Regions from separate parts of the Homo sapiens genome. Here all the other regions are linked to region 1. A link is an interaction called in ENCODE POLR2A ChIA-PET data of the cell type or tissue named here. Cell type or tissue: CD4-positive, alpha-beta T cell. All regions are shown on one strand. Links, peaks and the distances in the headings refer to the core of each region. The heading gives the core; the rest is flanking DNA.

Region 1 (9,272 bases), core at 915-5,914:
GGCCCTTTAGAGTGTGGGGCGCTGTGCCCCTGCACAGTCCACAGTGCCCAGGAAGCAGGCCCTGGATATCTGTCCAGCGGGGGCCTTTCCAGGACATTCAGGCGATGCCCACTTCTTTGGACTAAAAGTAACAAACTGGTAGGTTCTTAGTGTGAAAGCTGCTCTGAATCCAGCTCAAGACATGCCTCATCTAAGAGAAAGAGCACGTTCCTAAAAGTTGTAGGCATCAGTTTCCATCAAAATAAGTTACGGTGATTCAAAGAAAGAAGGAAAATAGACTCTGCTGCTCTGTGGGCACCTGCAATACACTGCTGCCTTTTGAAAAATCAAAGACTTGTAAATCAAGAAAAAGCTCAGCACCGCATGGGAAACCTTTGAAGTAAAAGAGAGATACACAGATGGTAGGGCTCTGAGTCAATTCACTTCAAGCCAAATCACCTGACACCAACAGCCTGATTGGTCGAATGTCCCACTTGGATAAATGTCTAATTTGGCCGGGCACGGTGGCTTACACCTGTAATAGCAGCACTTTGGGAGGCCAAGGCAGGCAGATCACCTGAGATCAGGAGTTCCAGATCAGTGTGACCAACATGGCAAAACCCAGTCTCTACTAAAAGTACAAACATTAGCCAGGTGTGGTGGCATGCGCCTGTAATCCCAGCTACTAGGGAGGCTGAGGCAGAAGAATCGCTTAAACCAGGGAGGCGGAGGTTGCGGTGAGATAAGATCACACCACTGTACTCCAGCCTGGGCAACAGAGAAAAAAAAAGTTTGTCTAATTTATATTTCAATTGGACCCTTATGTCTCAGGCCTCACCAAACCATGACTTTGGCTAATAATGCTTTTCCTTTTTCTATCAGATGATTACATCACAAGGTTCTAATAGCTGGAAATTAGCCCACCTTAATGTGACATTTTCTCTCCCCCATCCCCATCTTCTGTTTTTTGGAGACAGTCTCAGGGAATGCTTTGAGCATACCGTGTACTCTGCAACATCTCTTGGGTTTTCTCATCTTGCTCAGCTATTGTTGCCCCTCAAGACCAGCACACGGCAGCCCCCTGCTGCTCACCTCCCACTGCCAGGGGTTCCCCACCTGCTCTGCCTTCCACCGTGGGTTTTCCCCACAAGACAGGGCACAGGCCCTCAGCAGCCCCTGGAAATGGCTCCGTGTGAGCCTACAGGCCATGCCTAACCTCAGAAGACTTAATGAGCAGGGTTCCCCTCACCAATCCCCCATCCGTGTAAGCCTTCATGGCTCAAGGGCAGCTCTCTTTCCCTCCACTAGGACTCTCCAAGTACCAGAGAAGCTAGACCTGTTGCATTCCATTGGGCCCAAGTCTTTCCTCAAGAACTTAACTTACATCTCCTTTCTCAAAGAGCCCCACAGAGCTGGCCCTCCCAGAACTCAGGCAACTCAAGTCTTCACCCTTAACATCAAAAACTATTTCAGGCCAGGCAAGGTGGCTCAGGCCTATAATCCCAGCACTTTGGGGAGGCTGAGGCAGGAGGATCACTTGAGGCCAGGAATTTGAGACCAGCCTGAAAACATAGCGAGACCCTGTTTCTATAAAAAATAAAAAGCTAGCCGGGTGAGGTGGCTCACACCTATAGTCTCAGCTACCTGAGAGGCTGAGGTGGGAGGACAGCTAGAGCCCAGGACTTGGAGGTTAAAGTGAGCTATGATTGCGCCACTACACTCCAGCCTGGGCAACAGAGTGAGACTCTGTCAAAGAAAAAGAAAGGAAAGAAAAACATTTCAAATGGTAGATTTTTTTCAGCTTCAGATTTTCTTTTTTGGCGGGGGCGGTGGGGGTGGGGGCCAAGGTCTCGCTCCATTGCCCAGGTTGGAGTGCAGTGGTGCAATCATAGCTCACTGCAACCTCTAACTCCTGGGCTCAAGCGATCCTCTAGAGTAGACAGGTGGTCAGCACCATGCCAGCTAATTTTTTAATTTTAAACTTTTTTTCTATAGGTGAGGTCTCCCTATGTTGCCCAGGCTGGTCTCAAACTCCTGGCCTCATGCAATCTTCCCATCTTGGCCTCCCAAGGTACTGGGATTGCAGGTGTGAACCATCATGCCCAGTCCAGAATTTTGATTCAGGTCTTCACCAAGTACCCCATTGCATTCTGAGAGGAGGATGTCAATCCAGCCCGTCAGGCCACAGCGACATCAAGGCAAATGCTGGCAGCATTTGAAACCATTCAAGGGGCTACGTGTATTGCAGCAGGACCATTCACCATGATCTCTGGTTTGATGGCATAGGTGGGTTTTCTTTTTTTTTTTTTAATATATTATACTTTTAAGTTATAGGGTACATGTGCACAACGTGCAGGTTTGTTACATAGGTATACATGTGCCATGTTGGTTTGCTGCACCCGTCAACTCGTCATTTACATTAGGTATTTCTCCTAATGCTATCGCTCCCCCAGCCCCCCACCCCTGACAGGCCCCGGTGTGTGATGTTCCCACCCTGTGTCCAAGTGTTCTCATTGTTCAATTCCCAGGCATAGGTGGGTTTTCAGTGTCATCTAGATCTTTTGGGATGCTGCCTGCAGCATAGGTAAAAGGAAGACCACGTGGCCTGTCAAGTCATAACAAGCACAGGGCAGGACTCTGGGAGGCAGCATGGCATCGTGGCAAAGGGTGCCAGGCTCTGGCGTTCACTCTCTGAGATGACTTTGAGAAAGTACATAACCCCTCTGGGCCTCTGTTTCCTCATCTGTAAAACTGGGATAGTAATACTCCCTTCCTTGTAAGTGTTTATAAGAACTGAATATAGAACAATGCCTCGCACATGGTAAGACCTCAATAATATTAGCTGGGTTTTTTTGTTTGTTTTGTTTTGTTTTGTATTTCTTGAGACGGAGTCTCACACTGTTGCCTGGGCTGGAGTGCAATGGCGCGATCATGGCACATGCAACCTCCGCCTCCCGGGTTCAAGCGATTCTTCTTGCCTCAGCCTCCCAAGTAGTTGGGATTACAGCTACTGTAAGCCTGCCACCATGCCCGGCTAATTTTTTTTTTTTTTGTATTTTTAGTAGAGGAGGGGTTTCACCATGTTGGCCAGGCTGGTCTCGAACTCCTGACCTTGTGATCCGCCCGCCTCAGCCTCCCAAAGTGTTGGGATTAAAGGCATAAGCCACCGCACCCGGCCAATAATGTTAGCTGTTGTTACTATTTTTCTTTAAGCCATGAAGCAGTGTAAGTAGAGATGCAGCCACCAGGCAGGAGGCAAAGAGCTTTGTGCCTCCCTTGTAGCTTCCTGCCTTTCATGTGGGTCTTGAGGCTACATTTTGGACACAACAGGGAGGGAGGGGGATTACTATTCCAAAGATATCGATCCACTTCTCAACGAACATTTACAAGTTTAACTGTACCTCCAAATTTGTGGGTATCTTTTTGAAGACCCTCTTGGGGCCTCTGAGATGACAAAACCAGTCTGATTCCTGCTGAAGCCTTCTTAGTTGCCAAGATCAAGTGCAAGTTCTTAAGCTATTTTCTCTCAGCTCCAAACCTATTGGTGGCTTTGGAACAAACCTATTGCTGGAGCTATTTTCTCTCAGCTCCAAACCTATTGCTGGAGCTGGAACTCTCCAAACCATCTCTCTGCTTTACCAGCTGCTCCCTGTGAGGGGCCTGTGAGGGCAACTGAGGCTGGAGGAGGAAGAAAGGACTTGCTCTTTCTTATCTACTTCCTGTTCCTACACACATCACCCCAGGAACACAACTTTACTCTAGCGTAGCAGCAGCTGAATCTAGTTTTGCGATTCTTTCCAATTCTTGCACGACCAGCTTCACAGAACCTCCCCCAACCCAAGACAACAGCTCTCCTTCCTCAGAGGTCTATGTCCCAGGTCCACAGGGCCCCCTCCTCTTACTTTTCTTTTTAAAAAACTGTTTTCTATATATAATTCGCATACTATACAATTTATTCACTTAAAGTGTGCAATCCAGTGGTTTTAGTATATCACAAATATATGCATCACCACAGCTAATTTTAGAATATGTTCATCAATTCAAAAGAATACAGGAAAATAAAATAACGAGTGTTGGAGACGATGTACAGAAGCTGGGAACTCTTCTGCACCACTGGTGGGAATCAAAATGATGCCAAGGCGGGTGGATCACGAGGTCAGGAGTTCGATACCAGCCTGACCGACATGGTAAAACCCCATCTCTACTAAAAATACAAAAATTAGCCGGGCGTGCTGGCATGCACCTGTAATCCCACTTACTCAGGAGGCTGAGGCAGGAGAATCGCTTGAACTCGGGAGGCGGAGGTTGCAGCGCCACTGCACTCCAGCCTGGGTGACAGAGCAGGACTCCATCTCGAAAGAAAGAAAGAAAGAAAAAAAGAGGGCGGGGGAGGGAGGGAAGGAAGGAAGGGGAAAGGAAAGGAAGGAAAGGAAGGAAGAAAGGAAGGGAAGGAAAGGAAAGAAGGAAAGGAAGGAAGAAAGGAAGGGAAGGAAGGGAAGGAAGGGAAAGAAAGGAAAGAAAGGAAGAAAGAAAATGATGCAACCACTGTGGAAAACAGTATGGTGGTTTCTTTAAAAATTAAAAATAGGCCGGGCGCAGTGGCTCACGCTTTTAATCCTAGCACTTTGGGAGGCCAAGGTGGGCAGATCACTTGAGGTCAGGAGTTCAAGACCAGCCTGGCCAACATGTGAAACCCCAGCTCTACTAAAAATACAAAAATTAGCTGGGTGTGGTGGCATATGCCTGTAATCCCAGCTACCCGGGAGGCTGAGGCACAAGAATGCTTGAACCTGGGAGGTGGAGGCTGCAGTGAGCCAAGATGTGCCACTGCACTCCCACCTGGGCAACAGAGCGAGACTCCATCTCAAAAATAATAAATAAATAAGTGCAAGTCCAAAAAACATTTAAAAATAGAATTATCACATGATCCAGCAATTCTTCTTCTGAGTTATTTATACACACAAAAAAAGTGAAAGCAGGCATATTAGTCTGTTCTCATGCTGCTAATAAAGACATACCTGAGACTGGGTAATTTATAAAGTAAAGAGGTTTAATTGACTCACAGTTCCACATGGCTGGGGAGGCCTCACAGTCATGGCAGAAAGCAAATGAGAAGCAAAGTCACATTTTACATAGTGGCAGGCAAGAGAGCGCTTGTGCGGGGGAATTCCCATTTATAAAACCATCAGATCTTGTGAGACTTATTCATTACCAAGAGAACAGCATGGGAAAGAACCGCACCGGTGATTCAATTACCTCTCACTGCGTCCCTCCCATGACACGTGGGAATTATGGGAGCTACAGTTCAAGATGAGATCTGCGTGGGGGTCACAGCCAAACCATATCAGCATGGTCTCAGACAGGTATTTGTACACCCACATTTGCAGCAGCATTATTCATGATTGCCAAAGTATGGAAGCAAGCTAAGTGCCTATCAGTTGATAAAGGGAATGTGGTCTCTTCACATAATGGAATATCATTCAGCCCTAAAAATGAAGGAAATTGGCCTGGCACAGTGGCTCACGCCTATAATCCCAGCACTTTGGGAGGCCGAGGCGGGCAGATCACGAGGTCAGGAGATCGAGACCATCCTGGCTAACACAGTGAAACCCAGTCTCTACTACAAATACAAAAAAAAATTAGCCGGGTGTGGTGGCAGGCGTCTGTAGTCCCAGCTACTCAGGAGGCTGAGGCAGGAGAATGGCGTGAACCCAGGAGGGGGAGCTTGCAGTGAGTCAAAATCGCGCCACTGCACTCCAGCCTGGGTGACAGAGCGAGACTCCATCTCAAAAAAAAAAAAGTAGTAAATCCTGACCCATGCTACAGCATAGATGAACCTTGAAGATATCAGGCCAAGTCCGATCAGCCAGTCTCAAGAGGACAAATATTATGTGACTCCTCTTATATGAGGTACCTAGAGGATCAAATTTATAGAGACAGAAAGTAGAATGGCAGCTACCAGGGGCTGGGGGAGAGGGGAGAGGGAACTGCGAAGTCAATGGGTCCAGGGTTTCATGGGTACAGAGTTTCAGGTTTGCAAGATGAAAAGTGTTCTGGAGATGGATGGAGTTTGAGGTTGCAGTGAGCTGTGATGGCACCACTGCACTGCAGCCTGGGAAACAGAGTGAAACCTCCTCTCAAAGAAGAAAAAAATTGTTACCTAGTCATAAAGTATTACCTGGGTAACTGAACAGGTAAACGCTCTAAAAAACCATGGAGGCAGCAACTATAGAGAGCTATGTCCATTCCTAAGACCAAGGGAACCAAGGAAGAGGCTCTAATTATTACATCAGTGAAAATCTACTTAATACCACTGAATTGTATGCTTAAAAATAGTGAAAAGAGTAAATTTGATGTTAGGTGTATTTTACCACAATTAAAAAAGAAACCCTATACTCTTTGTCACTTCCTGGTACCCTTTAACTCCTAGCCCCTGGCAAGCACCAATCTACCTTCTGTCTTTATAGAGTTCCCTATTCTGGATTTTCCTAGGAATGAAATAATATATGGGCTTTGGTGATTGACTTTTTTGACTTAGCATAATACTTTCAAGGTTCATCCAAGTTGTAGCACAGGTACTTCCTTTTCATGTCTGAATCACCTCTTCTAAAGTTTAATCATTACAACCTCTTCCTTTGGTTCCCTTGGTCCTAGTGAGAGGTGACAATGTGTTAGCAGCCCTCGCTGGCTCTCAGTGCCTCCCTGGCCTCGGCGTTCACTCTGGCCACGCTTGAGGAGCCCTTCAGCCCATCGCTGCACTGTGGGAGCCCCTCTCTGGGCTGGCCGAGGTGGGAGCTGGCTCCCTCTGCTTGCCAGGAGGTGTGGAGGGAGAAGCACGGGCAGGAGTCAGGGCTGTGCGCGGCGCTCGCAGGCGCTCGCACTCAGAGCAGCTGGCCCGAGGCAATGAGGGACTTGGCACCCGGGCCAGCAGCTGTGGAGGGTGCACCGGGTCCCCCAGCAGTGCCGACCCACCCACCCCGCACTCAAATTCTCACAGGGCCTCAGCCACCTCTCCACAGGGCAGAGCTAGGGACCTGCAGCCCGCCATGCCTGAACCCCTCTCCCCCTGTGGGCTTCCACACTGCCCAAACCTCCCCGACGGGCACCGCCCCCTGCTCCGCCGTGCCCCGTCCCATCAACCACCCAAGGGCTGAGGAGTGCAGGCGCGCATCGGCAGGACTGGCGAACAGCTCTGGCACGGGATCCACTAGGCGAAGCCAGCTGGGCTCCTGAGTTGGGTGGGGGCTTGCAGAACTGTTATGACTAGCTGGAGGATTGTATATGCACCAATCAGCACTCTGTCTAGCTTGGGGTTTGTGGATGCACCAATCAGCACTCTGTGTCTAGCTCAGGGATTGTAAATGCACCAATCAGCACGCTGTCAAAACTGACCAATCAGCTCTCTGTAAAACGGACCAATCAGCTCTCTGTAAAATGAACCAATCAGCAGGATGTGGGTGGGGCCAAATAAGGGAATAAAAGCAGACTGCCCAAAGGGACAGTGGCAATCAGATTGGGTCTGGTTACTGATTGTGGAGCCTTTGTTGTTTGGCTGTTCTTGTTACTGCTCACTGTTTGGGTTGGCAGTGACCTTGTGAGCTGTAACACTCACCACGAAGGTTTGTAGCTTCACTTTTGAAGCCAGTGAGTCCACGAACCCACCTGAAGGAATGAAGAACTCTGGACGTGCTGTTTTTATGAGCTGAAGCCTCATGGTGAAGGTCTGCAGCTTCACTCTTGAAGTCAGTGAGACCGTGAACCCACCAGAAGGAAAAAACTCCGGTCGTACCATCTTTAAGAACTGTAACACCACGAGGGTCTGCGGCTTCATTCCTGAAGTCATGTTGAAGTCAGCGAGACCAAGAACCCACCAATTCTGGACACACTAGGAATGGACATAGCTCTCTAAAGTTGCTACCACCATGATTCTTTCGAGTTTTACCTGTTCAGTTACTCTGGTAATAGCTTTATGTCTAAGTAACAAATTCTTTTTTCTTGTTTGAGAGGAGATCTCACTCTGTTGCCCAGGCTGCAGTGCAGTGGTACGATCACAGCTCATTGCAACCTTGAACTCCTGGGTGTACGGAATCTTCATACCTCAGCCTTCTGAATGGCCAGGACTACCCATACACGCCACCACACCTGGCTAATTAAAATTTTTTTTTCGCAGAGATGGGGTGTCTGTTGCCAAGGCTGGTCTCGAACTCCTGGCCTTGAGGGATAGTCTCTTGCCTGGGCCTCCCAAAATTCTAGGATTACAGGCACAAGCCACTGCTCCTGGCCAACAATTCTTTATATTAAATTCTTTCTGTTTAACTCACTAATGTGATTTCTGTCTCTTCACTAAACCCTGATGGACACTTGAGAAAACTCAGACTCATTTGAATCGGTGGGCTGCTCAAGCCGCTGCCCATTTTTAATGTTCCATTTTCTCCTTTGCTCTCTGCCTGCCCCTTCTTCCTTCTGATTATGGCCATCTAGCTCTTATTTTTCACCATCTGCAGCTGAAGTTAATCAGGAAATAATATCTCCTCCCCCCAAATTCCAGGATTGCAACGTTTAAAGAGCAGCTCCTTCCAGTGTGGACCCGTAAGTACTGATGCCCTCGAAGATAACGGATCTGTAGTTAATTCAGCAGCTTCCGAATCTTTGGGCAAATGGGATTGAGTCTTTCTAATTTAGAGCAACACTGCAAGATGAAATCTCACCCAGCATCCAGGCTTGCAAACATGCTGAAGACATATTTCCATGCCCGATCTTCAAAATTATGCAAGAGTGTCTTTTTTTTTTTTTAAGACATGTTTCTTTTTAATGAAAATGCAATAGTTACTGATTGCCAACCTTGTTATTGAAAGTTTATACTTTTCTAGGTGCTGTCACAAACGGTTCATTTGAGCCCCCAAACCATCTTAGAAGGGCAGTACCACTTATTTCCACTGAGCTGAAGAGAGCCAGGCTTAAAGAATGTGAGGTTTGCTCGATGTTAAACAGCCACTTGTAGTTAGTAGCGCGAGCAGGATGGGAGCCCGAGTGTTCTGAAGATGTGAAGACTTTCAAGGAAAATGCCTGCAGCTTTGGTGAGATTGTGGAAAGGGGGCAGAGTCGAGGCGGGGGCGGGGGCTGGGAGGAGGCAGGTAGAAATTGATACAACCTTTCTGAAAAGTATTTGGAAATATGTGTACCAACATTCCCTTCCAGATAATAAAACCATTTCTATTAACAGCTAGATCAATGCAACAGAATAAATCATCCGGAAATACATATGTAGTATGTTCTTATATATTCAATCTTCA
Region 2 (10,894 bases), core at 2,779-7,778, 54 kb after region 1:
TGGCGCTCTGTGCCTGCGGCCGATGCGTTGCTGCGAACAGCATAGGTGAGACTCTGCCGAGTGAGGTATAGGTCTTCTCACCACGCCTGTACTGCAGACACGGTCGTGTAGAGTAGCAGCTGATTTGACCTGTCCCAGATTTTAAGTGATATTCCAAAAGGGACTTTACATTAAAGGAGAAGCCCCCAAGATGTGGCCACCCTTAACCATTTTTAAATAGTAACAAATTAGGAAAACAGCTCCCCTCCCCTCCAGCCATGTAAGTCCTCCTGATTCTGTATCACATGAGACACCAAAAACTGGAAATGTAGTCACACCCAGTACAGTACCATTTTTATGAATTTAAAAATAGTCTTATAATTTTAATTGTTTGTGGGTATTTTTCTACTGGTATAAATAGCTTCTAATTAATAAATCGATCAAAGGTTGTTACTCAGTATACATGAAATTTTTTGCAGGAAAAGAAACCAGAAATACAGAATAATTCATAGAAATCATGGTTCTCAAGTATTTGTTCAATTAGCTTTGGGGAAGAAATGCCAAATCCACTTTGAGGATGAGTCTTACGACACAGATCCACCCACATGTTGCTCTTATCTGGAATTTGGGACAAAGCAATGCACAGGCCCTCATTCCTGATGTGGCGCCCTCCAGACATGGCTGCCCAGGAAGGACGGCCACTTTAGAAGTGGGACGTATCACCAGTAAGCTTGAATGATTAGGATCGCAGGTGGCTACTGCATTCTGCCGTTCGTGACCGTGTTCTAGCCTGTAGACCACCCAGCTACCTTCATTCACCAGTTTTTATCCTTCACCTTTTCCAGTATCTTGTTAACCACTAGTTCTTGAGTTTTTTGGCTATGATGTGTACGTTTATGTATGTCATTCATGGACTTTCAACTAGAAAAGGTAATGATAAGGTTTTCTGAAGACCATTTGTAAATTGTCCATTTAACCATTTTTCAGCTTGCTTTGAAACAAAAGTCACACCTACTATTTTTCTATGAATTAGGGAATGAGGGGGAGATCATTCAGTTTTACTTTTCTTTTTGTTGAAATTTTGTACCCGGATTGCAGTTGGCACTTTTCCTAAAACAGAATTGTTTCCCACTTAGGTGTCAGAATGTACCTTTGAACTTCCCTAAGAAGCAGCAGGATCTTTTTAACTCTCTCTGGTCTGTTTAGACTTTGAAGTCCCTTCTGTAGAAAAGTCTCATAACTGAGAAGGCTCTGTTTTGGGCCGGGTGGGTCTGCTGGCCTCCACTCACTGTGCTGTTTCCTTTGAGTGGCACACTTGGGAAGCTCCGGGGCATGTGAAGGAGCTGCAAACATGAGAACTAATGAACCAAGGCGGCTGCCACCAGGAAGGAACAGAACGCAGGCATTCAACCATGACGTCTGCACAGTGTTAGTAACATGTCATTGTGGTTTCGTTCTCACTGTGGTAAAATTTATTTCTGAGCACTTAAACTGTGTTGCATACCCCTAATTTTTTTTTTTTCTGTATCTTCCTTGCCCTCAAATACCCTGAGGTGATAAACTGTTCCAGTTGTAGCCAACTACCACTGCTAGGCCTCAATGTAAATTCAGTTGAAATTTGCAATTCTATCAGCAATTTAATGTATTGAATTCAGATCATCATTTGTCATTTTAACCGACAACCACCCAATAAATTTACTCTGCAGTTCTGAACTCAGCATTGTGCCCATTTTTTACTGCAAGATGGACCCTGTATGCCAGGAGACATGTATTATCAACAATTGGGAATTTTTTGAATTTCCTTTTAGGTAATATTGATTCACTGTAATTTTCTAAGTGATCAAAACCCATGAGATTTTGTTATTTGGCTTGGCTTTCATTCTCTGCCTGCCCATTAAAGAATATTCTATTCCTAACACATAAAACATTTTACAGTCAAGCAGTGCAAATTACAGTGCTTTTCTATTTTTTTTTTGAGAGCCTTGAATAAATTGAAGAAAACTTTAAACCAAAATTAGAGACGAGTCATTTAAGCTTTTCTGAATGGAAAGTATTAATATTTTCATTTTTCTAGTATAATATAATAAAATGAATTTTTTTAAAAAAGCTACTAAGTACCCATCAACTTTTTCATATTGTGAAATGAACCAGGATCTTAACAGATACTATCATCGCTGTCCTTTTTTGGCTGTTTAATATCTAGTTCATGTAACAAATTTACAAGAGATAAGTCTCATGGTTTTTTTTTTCTTTTAATAGGCTTTTCTGCAATTTTTTTGAAATTGAGTTATTACTTGGATTTAACCCTGATAGGACCAGGTGTGGTGGCTCACACCATAATCCCAGCACTTTGGGAGGCCAAGGTGGGTGGATCCACCTGAGGTCAGGAGTTCAAGACCAGCCTGACCAACATGGTGAAATCCTGTCTCTACTTAAAAAATACAAAATTAGCCTGGCATGGTGGCACATGCCTGTAATCCCAGCTACTTGGGAGGCTGAGGCAGGAGAATTTCCTGAACCGGGAGACGGAGGTTGCGGTGAGCCGAGATCACGCCATCGCACTCCAGCCTCGGCAACAAGAGCGAAACTCCGTCTCAAAAAAAAAAGATTTAACCCTGATTGATAGTATAGTAGCCATGTTTTCTTTAGAAATCATAACCTCTTCATGGGAATCAAACTATGTTGAAAATTGTGAGGAAAGATAATGGTGCTTTGTGTTGGGAAAAAAACATTTGTGAAGGATTAGAAAACCGTAACACTTAACAAGGATAGTCACAGAACCGACGCTGCATTGGCTCTTAGGTTCTAGATTTTTGTAGCACACTCACCTGATGAAACCAAAGACAAATCCATGTAAAAAGTGTTCCAGTGAGCATCTCTGAGGTTTAAGGTACTAAGAGGCAGAAGTGGATAGCAACAGTTCCATTGCCTTCGAGAACTAAAACTCAGCTGGAAAGCAAATTAGTCTTTTCACATTCTGCTTCTTCAAAATGTTGTACTCAAAAACATACCAGTAATTAAGAGCCAAAGCAAAGCTTCAAGGAACTTTTAAGTTCAACATAAAGGTTTAAATAAAATATTTTTTATTTTTTATTTTTATTTATTTATTTATTTATTTTGAGACAGAGTCTCACTCTGTCGCCCAGGCTGGAGCGCAGCCGCGTGATCTCGGCTCACTGCAAGCTCCGCCTCCCGGGTTCACGCCATTCTCCTGCCTCAGCCTCCCAAGTAGCTGGGACTACAGGCGCCCGCTCCCACGCCCGGCTAATTTTTTTTTTTTTTTTTTTTATAAGTAGAGACGGGGTTTCACCACGTTAGCCAGGATGGTCTCGATCTCCTGACCTAGTGATCCGCCTGCCTTGGCCTCCCAAAGTGCTGGGATTAACCAGGCGTGAGCCACTGCGCCCGGCCTTAAATAAAATATTGTAGTCATTAATGGTGTGTTTGAATTGAAGAGATACCAGGAGATAGAGGTGAAGTGCAGTACTTTTATTCTTTAAGAATATAGTCTTTAGCCAGGTGCAGTGGTGTGTGCCTGTAGTCTCAGCTATTTGAGAGGCTGAGGTGAGAGGATCACTTGAGTTCAGGAGTTCAAGACCAGCCTGGGCAACATAGCAAGTCCCTGGCTCAAAAAAAAAAAAGTTTCCCATTCATATTAACTCCATCTTTTAAAAATGTCATGATTACAAAGTGAAAAGATTTGGCTTTCTTAGAGGCTCAATCACAGAGGTGAAAGTGACCTTGGAAATCATATACTCTATCCCCATGTTACACAGATTAGAAAAACTGAGGTTATGGCACTGACTTAGGCACCCCCAGCAAGGCAACCCAGGGACTACAACTGGCAATCCCAACTCCTGGGCTAGGGCTTTTTCTACCTTTTTTTGCATTGGCCTCTTAAAGAGGCAATGAATACTAATTCCTGGCATCAGAAAAAAAAAAAGGCATGAGGTGGGAGGATTCTTTTTTCCCTGATGGGAAACAGTGAATAAGAAAAATCTCATCATTCGATGGAAGAGGTGACTTAATAATTTTATTAATGAATTTGATGTCCCATGTTTTGTAGTTTTGTTATCATTGAACCATTGGGGCTGGAATCTGCCTAAATAATTTTATCTTGGTAGCCAGCAATTATGTTGGTATTTTATGTGGGCCTTCCCAGATTTTCATATTAATGAAATGACTAATAGTCGTACTTAAGAGGTAACTCTACTAAAGCAGAATGAGATCTAATATGTTGTGGAAATAAAAGAGTTTGCAGTGGAATGATACTCTCACTCCGTGCTTGTAAAATTGAGTTCTATTCAAGACGGAACTGCTATGACTGGCCTATTCAAGGCTTCATATTTTTATACAGACTATTTCACAGACCATAGATTTATTTTAAAAGGGAAAATCTCACACATAATTAAGCAGTGGAAAATGTGCTCAATGCTATGGTGCGTCAGGCCCTCTGTCTACCAGGTTTCTCCCCTTTCTGCAGAGCTGTGGACCCTGTACGTACCAAACAGGTGAACTTGGTCCATCTTTCCTTCTTCCTTTTTTTGCACATTTGCATTTATATCTTCCTGTACTAAAAGAAACAAATTATTTATAATTGGGGTGACAATATAAAGGAACAAAAGATGGGGCAATAGTTGCTTCCTAGCTGGAGCTGTAAGTCCATGTTACAGAAACTCACTATTTAAAAAGTTTTAAAAGATTTATGAACCTTGTCCTACAATTCGCTGAATACTTATTTGTCTTTTAAACTCCCCTCGGTGTATGGATCATCTTCGTCAGAATGCCGTTGTTTCATTGTGAATCAGGGGAAAATGTTAATCATTTGGAGACTGTTTTCTTATTACCAAATGTACAATCCATAAGACAACTGAAAGCAACAACTGCTGGGTTCACTGACAAAGATTATAAAAATCATCACGTTCAAAGTAGAGTTTTTAGCCAAGGTCAAGAACTAACCTGGGGCTGAGTCAGCGTCTCTACCCACTTAAATAACAGCGTAAAGATCTTTCACTAAATTCGTTATGTGGTCTGTCTGGATGTAAACCTATATATTTCCTTTTGAAACAGAATCATATCCTGCAGACTCTTGGCACTCCTGCATAGCTTTGACCGAATGTTCACTCTCATCGTAATGGAAGATTTCTATCTATGCAGATAATACATGTTTTTAAATACTGTTTTCTGTTTAGTCCTCAATCTTCCTAACTCAAATTGGGGACTGAGGAGAGAGAAAGGTGGTTACCCCTGTTACCGTGCCATATTCTTCTTGCTGCTTTTCAACCCCACGTGATTGTTGATTGACGGTTCTGCTATAATGTGCGTGCCCTTCAAGTTTCAGAAAACTTTCCCAATCATTTCACTTCAATCTTAATTGAACCCAAGAGTCAAAGTTATTATTTTCTCCGAACGTGTTTGTGATCTTCTGTTATATTTTGGGGCATGTTACCTTTATGGTATATAAGCTGTAGTGCATACTCTTTGTATTGCAAAAAACTGGTCAGTAATTTATGTACATGTATTCCACATTTTAGTGTGCTTGAAGTGACAATCCATAGTTTGTAGTAGTTTGTTATTTGTCAACTTTACCCTGTGTTTTAAGGACATCTAAACATTCCTTGTCCTATCAAGATGACAAAAGCAGAATGTAATTTTTTTTTGGAAGCTTCGTGATTACCTGTAACAAGTTCTGTTTTTAAAACGAATACAAATAAAGTTAGTAACTATTTTTAAATCAGTCCATTGAGTTGAGTTTTTTTGTGTGTAGTATTTTCAATACGCATCACTTACATTTAGCTAATAAGACAGAGAAGTGCAATATTGTGTTTGTTCCTTTCACAAGAGTCCTGTTGAACATTAATGCCGTGCAGTGCCAGAGTTCAAGGTGGTGAGTCACTGCTCACTCTGTAAATAACCACTGCACTTTCAGCTCTTCCCCAAGAAACCTTTTACCCTGGTTTCCCCTTTGGTTAAAAATGATTTATTCCGGGTAAAGACTTACTTTTTGTCTCGGTTAAAAAAAAAAAATCTCCAAAATGTGGAACTATAAATGACAGTAGAGGTTATCTAGTGCAGTGGGATTTCGAATACTTATTTTTAAGCCATAGGACTCTGCTCTTTGTTCAAATGAAATCTTACACAAAGCCAATGTAAAACTATTACAAAAAGGAAAGGTAAACAAAGCTGCTCCTTTTCAAGGGGCTGGGGGAAGAATGGGGACCTGAGTTCAACCCCTGTGAGAGCTCAGCAGAACAGACCCAGACACACCCCTCTATTGCCCCTGCCTCCCTCCACTTCCTCCTCCATCCCAACCCCACCCCCAACACACCTTTACAAGAAAGTGGCCCCAGAGGCATTGCCAAATGCACACATCTGGATGGTCATGGACCTGGGACTAGAACCCATTTCTTGACATTCTTTCTACCACACTCCACTACTTTGTTACACCAAAATCTAATTTTTCTGGATAAATGTATCTGGATAAAAAGGTTCTTGATATTGTTTTGTTTTTGAGACAAGGTCTTGCTCTGTCGCCTAGGCTGGAGTGCAGTGGCATGAACACAGTTCACTGCAGCCCCAACCTCCCAACTCAGTCTCCGAAGTAGCTAGGATGACAAGTGTGCACCACCACACCCGGCTAATTTTTGTATTTTCTGTGGAGACAGGGTTTCCCTATGTTGCCCAGGCTGGTCTCTAATTCCTGATCTCAGGCGGTCCACTTGCCTTGGCCTCCCAAAGTGCTGAGATTACAGGCATGAGCCACCGAACCTGGCCTTTTTTGTTTTTAAAAAACTAAAGCGGAGTCGCTGAGGACATTTCCACTTTGAAGTTTTTCCAAGCTGTGTTCTGTGGGGCTGCCTCCAGGGGGCGCCATGCTTCCAGGTTCCTGGGGCCTTTCACTCCTGCTTCAACTCTCCTATTATTTGCTATACCTAAAGGTCCTAGCATGTTTTCCACTTGAGCTAAGGATTCCTTGGCTAAAACAGAAAATTGGAAAACCACTGCAAAGAACCTAGGACAAAACACACACACAAACAAATTTTTTTTCTGAGACCAAGTTTCAATCTGTTGCCTAGGCTGGAGTGCAGTGGCGCAATCTCACCTCACTGCAGCCTCTGCCTCCCGGGTTCAAGCAATTCTCCTGCCTCAGCCTCTCGAGTAACTGGGACTGCAGGCGCACGCCATCATGCCTGGCTAATTTTTGTATTTTTAGTAGAAACAAGTTTCACCATGTTGGCCAGGCTGGTCTTGAACTCCTGACCTCAGGTGATCCATCCACCTCAGCCTCCCAAAGTGCTGGGATTACAGGCACGAGCCACTGCACCCGGCCAAAAACAAAATTTTTAATGCAGAGTAGGAAATACAAGAATCAAGATTTAAGTAATTTACCTAATAGACTGGCTTCAAGTTAAACGCATACAATGTATGTATCAGATGTATCAGAGTCCTATTATCACTGAGAAGTATGTTTAAAGGGCAGGAGTGAGCCACCACTATGTTCCTGCCCTCAATGAACACATTAAAATGTTCTAATCTAGAAGAAGAAAAGATTAAAATTCTTGCACACACAGGAAAGATCTCATCTTGCCAAGCTTCCCCGGGTCTTCTGAGACATAGAAAGTATAAATGTAAGCAATTTGTAGATTAGATATTTCAGTAAGGTATTTCAAAGTAAGTTACTTGGGAAAAGTTTGTGGTCCGAAATGTTTGGAAAAGTTAAATGCTGAAAATTAAAAGTTAAAGACCTAAATCTAGAATGTAAAATTACTAATAGAACAAATTGTGGGAGAATATCATTGTGACCTAGAGGCAGGGAGAGACTTCATAAAACTTTAAAAGCATAAGCTATAAGGTAAGAATTCTAATTGGTTACATCAAAATCAATGATTCATGTTCAATGAAGAATGCCATGAAAATGTTCACACAATAGGGAGAAATATTTGCAGTCCTGATGTTACCGGAAAGGGCCCTGATCCAGACCCCTACAGGGCATTTTTAGATCTCATGCAAGAAAGAATTCGGAATGAGTCCACAGAGTAGAGCGAAAGCAAGTTTATTTTATTTATTTTTATTTTTTTGAGACGGAGTTTCACTCTTGTTGCCAAGGCTGGAGTGCAATGGTGTGATCTCGGCTCACTGCAACCTCCGCCTCCCAGGTTCAAGCGATTCTCCTGCTCAGCCCCCCCGAATAGCTAGGATTACAGGCATACACCACCACGCCCGGCTAATTTTGTATTTTTAGTACAGACGGGGTTTCTCCATGTTGGTCAGGCTGGTCTCGCACTCTGGACCTCAGGTGATCCACCCACCTCAGCCTCCCAAAGTGCTGGGATTACAGGCGTGAGCCACCGTGCCTAGCTGAGTAAAAGCAAGTTTATTAAGAAAGTAAAGGAATGGGCCAGGCATGGTGGCTCACGCCTGTAATCCTAGCACTTTGGGAAGCTGAGGCAGGTGGATCATTTGAGATCAGGAGTTCGAGACCAGCCTGGCCAACATGATGAAACTCCGTCTCTACTAAAAATACAAAAATTAGCCAGGCGTGGTGGTGCGCACCTGTAGTCCCAGCTACCTGGGAGGCTGAGACAGGAGAATCGCTTGAACCCAGGAGGCGGAGGTTGCAGTGAGCCGAGATTGTGCCACTGCACTCCAGCCTGGATGACAGAGTGAAACTGTGTCTCAAGTAAAAGAAAAGAAAAGAAAGTAAAGTAAAGGAGTGAAAGAATAGATACTCCATAAACAGAGTAGGGCGTTCCCAAAAGCACAAGGGGGAACGTGCCTGCCTAAGATACAATGCTTGTTTATATATAAGATAAAGCAAAAATCATGGCGGAGATGTGCTCTACTACAAAGGTTTGTGACAAAGGACTGTTAATCTTTGCGTAACTGCTGTCTTCCACAAGCATCTATATTATTATCTTTAAAGCGAAACATATTCTTAAACTAAAAATGCTTTTGTTCTTAAGATATTGGGACATCAGGACATTTCCTGGGTCTATTATTTCCCATTAACATTAACATTATTAACTTGTACCCTTAACTGTAAATATCCTGTGACTAAGTACACCTAACCTCCTAGGAATGCAGTCCAGTAGGTCTCAGCCTCATTTTACTGAGCCCCTATTCAAGATGGAGTCACCCTGGTTTGAACACCTCTGACACTAACACAGGGGAAATAACTATAAAATGCAAAGAGATTCTGCAAATTGACAAGGAAAAGCAGCCCAATAGAAAAATAGGCTACAGGATATGAAAAGTAATTGACAGAAAAGGAAAACAATGAGCCTATGAAGAAATACTAAAACCTAGTAATCAGATAAAGTGCAAATTAAAATGACAAGATGCCATTTATACCTATTGGATTCTCAAAAATGTAAAAGCAATTAATGCCAAGTATAGCCAGAGGGAGGGCATATAGGAAATCTGATATAAAACTGGTGGAAGTATAGACTAGTTTAGTCATTCTGAAGAACAAACTGGCAGTCCTTGGTCATCTAAGTAAGAACAAAACCTCTGACTCTGCAGTTCTGCTCCTGGAGATAGATGAGACAGAGAGAGAGATGTCCCAAGAATATCCCAAAGGGATTCTCACACAGGGCCATAAAGAGCTATGTTGAGGATGTTCATTGCACCATTATTTATGGAGACAAACTGGTATTTGCAACTGGAAAATGAACACTATGGAGAACCATGCAGCAAGAGTAGCCATATACACAGCCACATGGATATATCTTGAAAACAGCTGAGTGCCAAAAGGAGGAAGATGTATCTAACATTTGCATTATGTGAAGTACTGCACAAAGACAGTAATGCACTTTGCAAGAATACATATAAATAAAAAGATACACATTAAACATATATCTCCAAACATAAGAGGCATCTTGCACAGATCAAGGATAATGTGCAAGATAATTGCACACTGATCAAGGATAATTGCAGGATAATTGATTAAGGATAATAAGTCTGATTTACTATGAGACTTTATATCACCTTTTGATAGACTTTAAAGGGTTAACAGATTCTTTTTTACTTTACTACATTATGTAGATGAAAATTCTTTATTAAATGTACTCCCATATGGATGGAAAAAAATATACTGTATCATTCATTCTTCTCTGAGCTACAAATGAAGAGCGTTGCATGTGGTTTGACTCTAGATTCACCATTTCCTTTTGGTTCAAAGAAGTAATCAGGTTAATTCGCGGCCTGGTGCTATCTTTCTTAAATATCTTTTGAATAATTGAGATCTTTGATGGGAAATTATACAGTATTCTGTCCTGAGAGATTTGACCAGGCTCCTTCCCCCAAAGGAGGAAATTAAACCAAAAATGATTTCTCAGAAATTGCCTGAGTAAGCCCTGTGAATGAAAGGTCTTTTATGGACTAAATGGACTAGCCTCCTCTGACTTATTTCCTTGATAACTTCAGTTACTTGGCAGGCTATTTATTCTATCCCATTAGATATTTCTAACAACTGTTGGAAAGTCTAGAATGGAGATTTGTCTCCTTTGCAAATGAGAAGCAGCCCTTGGGCATCCTGCTAATCCTAGATACTGTATACTAATGACTTCTATTGTGAAAGGGCACAGAGCTACCCTCCTGCTTAGTTCCTGTCTCTAGATGTGTCCAATTATATGAATTGAACACTTTAAGGTGTGTTTTCCCGGAGAGAAGTTAACTAGTTGTTCATGCTAGAGAAAAAGGAGACAGTTAAACTGCAGGTTTAATAAAAATCCATTAAGGGGTGTATTACTTATCTATTGCTGCACAACACATTATCCCAAAATTTAGCAGCCTAAAACAAGAAAACATTATCTCACAGTTTCTGAGGATCAGGAATCTGGGAGTGGCTAAGCTGGACAGTGGTGGCTCAGGGTCTCTCAGAGGTTGCCATCAAGTCATCAGCAAGGCTGTGATA
Region 3 (5,000 bases), core at 1-5,000, 55 kb before region 1:
AGGTTTATAGTTTTCACTTCTGGGTCCCACCCTTCCCTGCCACACTCCCTGACTTGTCTCTGTGGCCACAGTGGCCTCCCTCTGCCCTTCTGCAGCTCTGCACTTCCATGGTAGTGAGTTAACACATTCTCAGGCTAGTCTGTGAAGACAGACTAAATCCTCGTGGATTTAGTCAACCACTCATCTGAGGCCATCTCATCTTGGTCTCTTGCGGTAAAAATAAAATAGCAGCTACCAGTTATAGGTGGAACCATATGAAACTACCATCTTTATGCATCAAAAATGGTTGAATATTGGCCGGGCATGGTGGCTCACCCCTGTAATCCCAGCACTTTGGAAGGCCGAGGTGGGCAGATCACCTGAGGTCAGGAGTTTGAGACCAGCCTGGCCAACATGGAGAAACCCCGTCTCTACTAAAAATGCAAAAAAATTAGCTGGGCATGGTGGCACATGCCTGTAGTCCCAGCTACTCAGGAGGCCGAGGCAGGAGAATGTATTGAACCATTTCTGGCAAATTTAAACTTGGCATTTTTTATTTATCTAACAGTATTGAGTACTGTTAGATACTGTTAACTGAAGCCCTTGGTATAAAGACCATTCAGTACCCACTATCAGCCTTCTGAAAAATATATAAGCTGTTCTTTATGTGTTGAAAATTTTACATCATTCCCTTTTCTCCTTGAATTTGTATTTCCATTCTATTTCCCTCACAGAATTTTATTCCAAAATTGGGCAGGCACTCAGAACCGGAAGAGGTTCAGAGAGCTCCGCTTTAGTGGCCTGAGCAGCACACTTTTATAGGTTGAATGCAGAAGCAAAGCAAAGAAATGGCTTGATTGGCTACAGATAGGTGCTTGCTTTATTTGGGTCTGATTGGAGGAAAGTCCCTAGTTAGAGGTTAGTTGATGCTTTGATTGGTTGTGCTTAAGTATCATTTTACTGGTTACATTGCAATTCAGTTTGCTTACATAGGAACCCAAGGCCCTACAGCTGTCTCAGCCTGATGGCCTCCCAGTGAAAATTTTTTCATACTTCTCTATAAGAAAAGATGTAGAATAGGTAATCAAATTTCATTTATTAAAATTTCCTTGGATATGAGGTTCAGAAGAGTTTATTTATTGGTATGATTGACTGAAAGCTGTTAATGCAGTGTAAAATTTTACAATGATTATTAAGCAAAAAAAGTATTAGAAATGAATATCTGAATGAGAAGAATAAGACTTTCTTTAAAAATTAATTTCTGTATTCAAGATAAATATTACTGATTGCTAGAATGAGGTAGAGTTTAGCATCTATTCTACTGCAAGTTTTGTTTCCCATAGCTAAAGTGCTAAGAACTTTATTCACATTAGTATAAGTACCTGGAATGGAAGGACTGTTGGTATAGCAGTATCACTAAATTCTTTTTTTTTTTTTTCCTTTTTTTTGAGACAGAGTCTCACTCTTGTTGCCCAGGCTGGAGTGCAGGAGTGCAATGGCGCGATCTCAGCTCATTGCAACCTCCACCTCCCAGGTTCAAGTGATTCTCCTGCCTCAGCCTCCAAATAGCTAGGATTACAGGTGCCAGCCACCACACCTGGCTAATTTTTGTATTTTTGGTAGAGATGGGGTTTCACCGTGTTGGCCAGGCTGTTCCTGAACTCCTGACCTCAAGTGATCCACCCGCCTTGGCCTCCCAAAGTGCTGAGATTACAGGCATGAACCACCGTGCTAGGCTCCAGTATCACTAAATTCTTTAAACTCCTTCCAAGTTACATGCTAAAAGTCACATCATGATAAACTATTTTCATCAGCTAACGATACAATCAGAGCCACCTTCATTTTTGTTCAAAGCAAAGTACTGGACACTCCTAATTACAACAACAAGATTTGTTTTGCTTTCACAATTTCTGTGACGTTTACCAAAAGGGCATTGTCGATTATGCCTGTAACTTTTTTCACCTAAAGGCACCTTGTGTTAACCTGATATATCTAGAAAGGGTCAGGGAAATTGAAATATTATTTTTACTATTCCTTTGCTTATGCTGTACTTTAATGCACATATATTTTTACATTTATTATGTAGTATAATGTATAAGTATTTGTACATATAGTTCAAGTATAAATGATTTTATTTTAGAACAAGCTTTGAATATATTTTTGTCAAAGCTTAGAGCAGGAAATTTAGCTCATTCAATCTGTGTAACAGATCTGGAATATAACCTAATTAACAAAGCTAGTCCTTATTTTCCAAACATCAGTCAAACCAGACTCTGGCTTAGGAATATTCCAACAAGGGCCAAACTATCCCATTCCAGTGTCATGCCTTAACAGGAATATGGATGACAGAGGGAAGAAAAGTCATTCTTGGGATGGGCGTTACAGCATCTTGATTATCACTAAAAAAAGTGGGAAACAAAATTTCAGAATTCCCCTTGATTTCCTGGTGGTTTTACAACTTGGCAATGTACCAGAGTAAGATTCTAAGGTAAATGAAGGACAAGCCTTTCTTTGATCAAACGGGAAAAAACTGCCGTGAAAGGTGAAATGAGAAAGCGGAACATACGAAAAGCTGGCAAAGAACATGGAAGGACATGAAGATAGGTGATCAAGTCCCCTAAGACTGTCAGTATCACCTTGTGGAAGAAAATCTCTGGCCCCAGTCCAAAGAAGATGGCCTTCTGGTCCTTGCAACCCTGATTTCTATCTTTTTAAAATTTATTTTATGACCTTTAAGTGTTCAAGTGAAATAATTTCTCTTTTAGAAACATAGTCCTAATAACATCACTCAGAGCCTCCCTGTCATCTCCAAGGCCAGGTCCAATGTCTTGGAATAGGGCTTCTCTGGTTTCTTTCCATCTTCCCTGGACCCCTTTTAAAACTGAATTAAAGGGGGTTGCCTTTAGTCAGTTCCCCGATCCCATTTTTCCCTGAGTCTTTTTCCCTTACACCAGCCATCTTTCTCTTCCTCAAAAGTACTTGCTGGTTCCCACCCCCGGAGCTTCCTATGCGTTGTGGAACAGCTTTCTGCACCCCACCCCCACCACTCCAGGTCTTCAGCCCTCCCTTCAGAAATCATTCTTCAGAGATGTCTTCCTTGACCACCCCACAACACACACACTAGATCAGGTCCCTGTCACGTAGAGTACCCTGTGCCTTTCCTGTGTAGCCCTAACCACAATGTGATTACGTAGTCAGTTCAATGTATGTTATGTGAGGACAAGGACAGGGCATGGCACAAACTAGGCACTGAAGGAACAAGTGACTGGAGTGCCATTCCTCCCTTCTCTGTACTTCTTGTGCCCATCTCTAATAGATTATATATATATATTTTTGAGATGGAGTTTCGCTCTTGTTGCCTAGGCTGGAGGGCAATGGCACAACCTCGGCTCACTGCAGTCTCCGCCTTCCGGGTTAGTGATTCTCCTGCCTCAGCCTCCCGAGTAGCTGGAATTACAGGCGTGTGCCACCATGCCCGGCTAATTTTGTATTTCTAGTAGAGACAGGGTTTCTCCATGTTTGTCAGGCTGGTCTCGAACTCCCAACCTCAGGTGATCTGCCCGCCTCAACCTCCCAAAGTGCTGGGATTACAGGTGTGAGCCATCGCGCCCGGCCAGATTGTAATATTTTTAGTGTCTGTATTCTGCACTAGCCTGGGAGTCACTGGGTCAAGAACCAATTCCCCAACTCCTAATAATAGCTACTATTTATTCAATACCTACCCTGTTCCAGGCCTGTTATAGAGCTTTATATATTATATAGTTTGACATAATAATTCTGAGCATGGGCTCTGGGGTCAGACTACCTGGGTTCCCATCCTTCTTCAGCCACTTACTAGCTATCTCTTATCCTCTGTGCCTCAGCTTCCTCACTGTAAAATTAGATGATAATAGTACCTGCCTTAAAAGGTTGTTATGAGGATTAAATGAGTTAATACGTTTAAAGTACTTAGAGTAATACTTGGCACATAGTAAGTGCTTGATAAATGTTAGTTTATGATTATCATTGTCGTCATCATCTCTAATCTTTACAACAAGGCTAGTCTGTCAGTTTCCAAAGGCTGAGCTCTCTCTAGTAAACCCGATCACCTCCCACTGGCATGTGCCTAACACGTAGGAAGTTCTCACGATGCCCTATTGTTAATGATGGATGACTCTAACTATGATAGCTAATATTTATTGAAGGCTCTGAGAAGCCCCATAGTAAAGAAATCTGTATCCGTAAACCCTCTGACTTGTGCTAGGAATCGTGCTTTGTTACTTCCATGGGTTTATCTTGTTTCATTCTTGCAGCTGCCCTGAGGAGTAAGTACCGTTAATAACTCCATTTTACAGTTGAGGAAACAAATGCCCAAAGATATGTCCGAGTCACAGTGTCATGAAGGACAGAGGCTGGATTCAAGGTGAGGTCTGCCTGACTCTAGAACCTAACCTCTGAATAACCACACTCCACACACTTATTGTGCTGGAGCAGTTCCTTAGGATTACGATGTCCTCTTAGTTTCCACAAGATACTGTACGTTGTAGGTTGCCTTCTGCAGTCCTCTTCAGGCCACAAATGGGTTGAGGGGGTTGGGTATGCTCTGCCTCAGGCCAGGTGCCATGTGAAGGTTGGAAGAGGAGGCCAGGCATGTAAAAAAACCTCAGGCTGGAAGTCTGAGAGCCTAAATTTTAGCTATAGTCCTTCCATACTGCCTTTGCCACATAATATTAAGCCAAGTAGTTCAGGTCTTGTGCCCAGAGTAAATTCCTCCTTTGACATTCCACCTTTTTCTGAGCACTCTCTCAATTATTGCCATTTATTTGTGCTTAGATTAAGTCACTTATTCAGGAAACATAAACTGAGTTCCTTTTATTGATTGGGAAGGAAAAGAGAGACATGGAGGCTCCAGTTAGATATAATTTCCAAATGAAAGGAAGGCAGAATTCTGTCTACCCATATTGGATGATTAAGTTTTAAAAGGAATTAAGAAATCTGTGACAATAATAGCATAATGGGTGGGGGAGAGAGATGGGAACTAT

What was found. ChIA-PET counts read pairs that join two places held together with the same protein. Peaks named below come from ENCODE experiments on the same cell type or tissue, not always from the same donor. Only the 100,000 strongest peaks of a DNase experiment are listed, where the experiment ranks them.
Region 2: POLR2A ChIA-PET joins it to region 1 with 5 read pairs; 9 of 35 experiments call an interaction of 5 or more read pairs at or near these places.
Region 3: POLR2A ChIA-PET joins it to region 1 with 5 read pairs; 10 of 35 experiments call an interaction of 5 or more read pairs at or near these places.

Annotation. Positions count from the first base shown.
Region 1 is chr1:24,483,201-24,492,472 of GRCh38, forward strand. No RefSeq gene overlaps it. Among named protein-coding and RNA genes, the nearest start is that of RCAN3AS, 15 kb to the right of the region's middle. In CD4-positive, alpha-beta T cell, for the core only: a CTCF peak has its summit at 3,327; DNase peaks (open chromatin) are centred at 1,141, 3,271 and 5,191; H3K4me3 peaks cover 1,133 bases; H3K27ac peaks cover 2,352 bases.
Region 2 is chr1:24,535,325-24,546,218 of GRCh38, forward strand. It overlaps RCAN3 (RCAN family member 3), which reads left to right. Exons shown (of 5, transcript NM_013441.4): 5 at 1-5,716. NCMAP-DT (NCMAP divergent transcript) reads right to left here. Exons shown (of 3, transcript NR_109781.1): 3 at 3,950-4,552. Among named protein-coding and RNA genes, the nearest start is that of NCMAP-DT, 15 kb to the right of the region's middle. RefSeq lists enhancers at 1-32, 7-658, 659-1,308, 1,135-1,224, 5,735-6,029. In CD4-positive, alpha-beta T cell, for the core only: a CTCF peak has its summit at 6,867 (motif pointing right); DNase peaks (open chromatin) are centred at 5,867 and 6,847.
Region 3 is chr1:24,428,833-24,433,832 of GRCh38, forward strand. The region is part of intron 2 of NIPAL3 (NIPA like domain containing 3); the gene reads left to right. Among named protein-coding and RNA genes, the nearest start is that of NIPAL3, 16 kb to the left of the region's middle. In CD4-positive, alpha-beta T cell, for the core only: no CTCF peak of the experiment used is centred there; no DNase peak of the experiment used is centred there.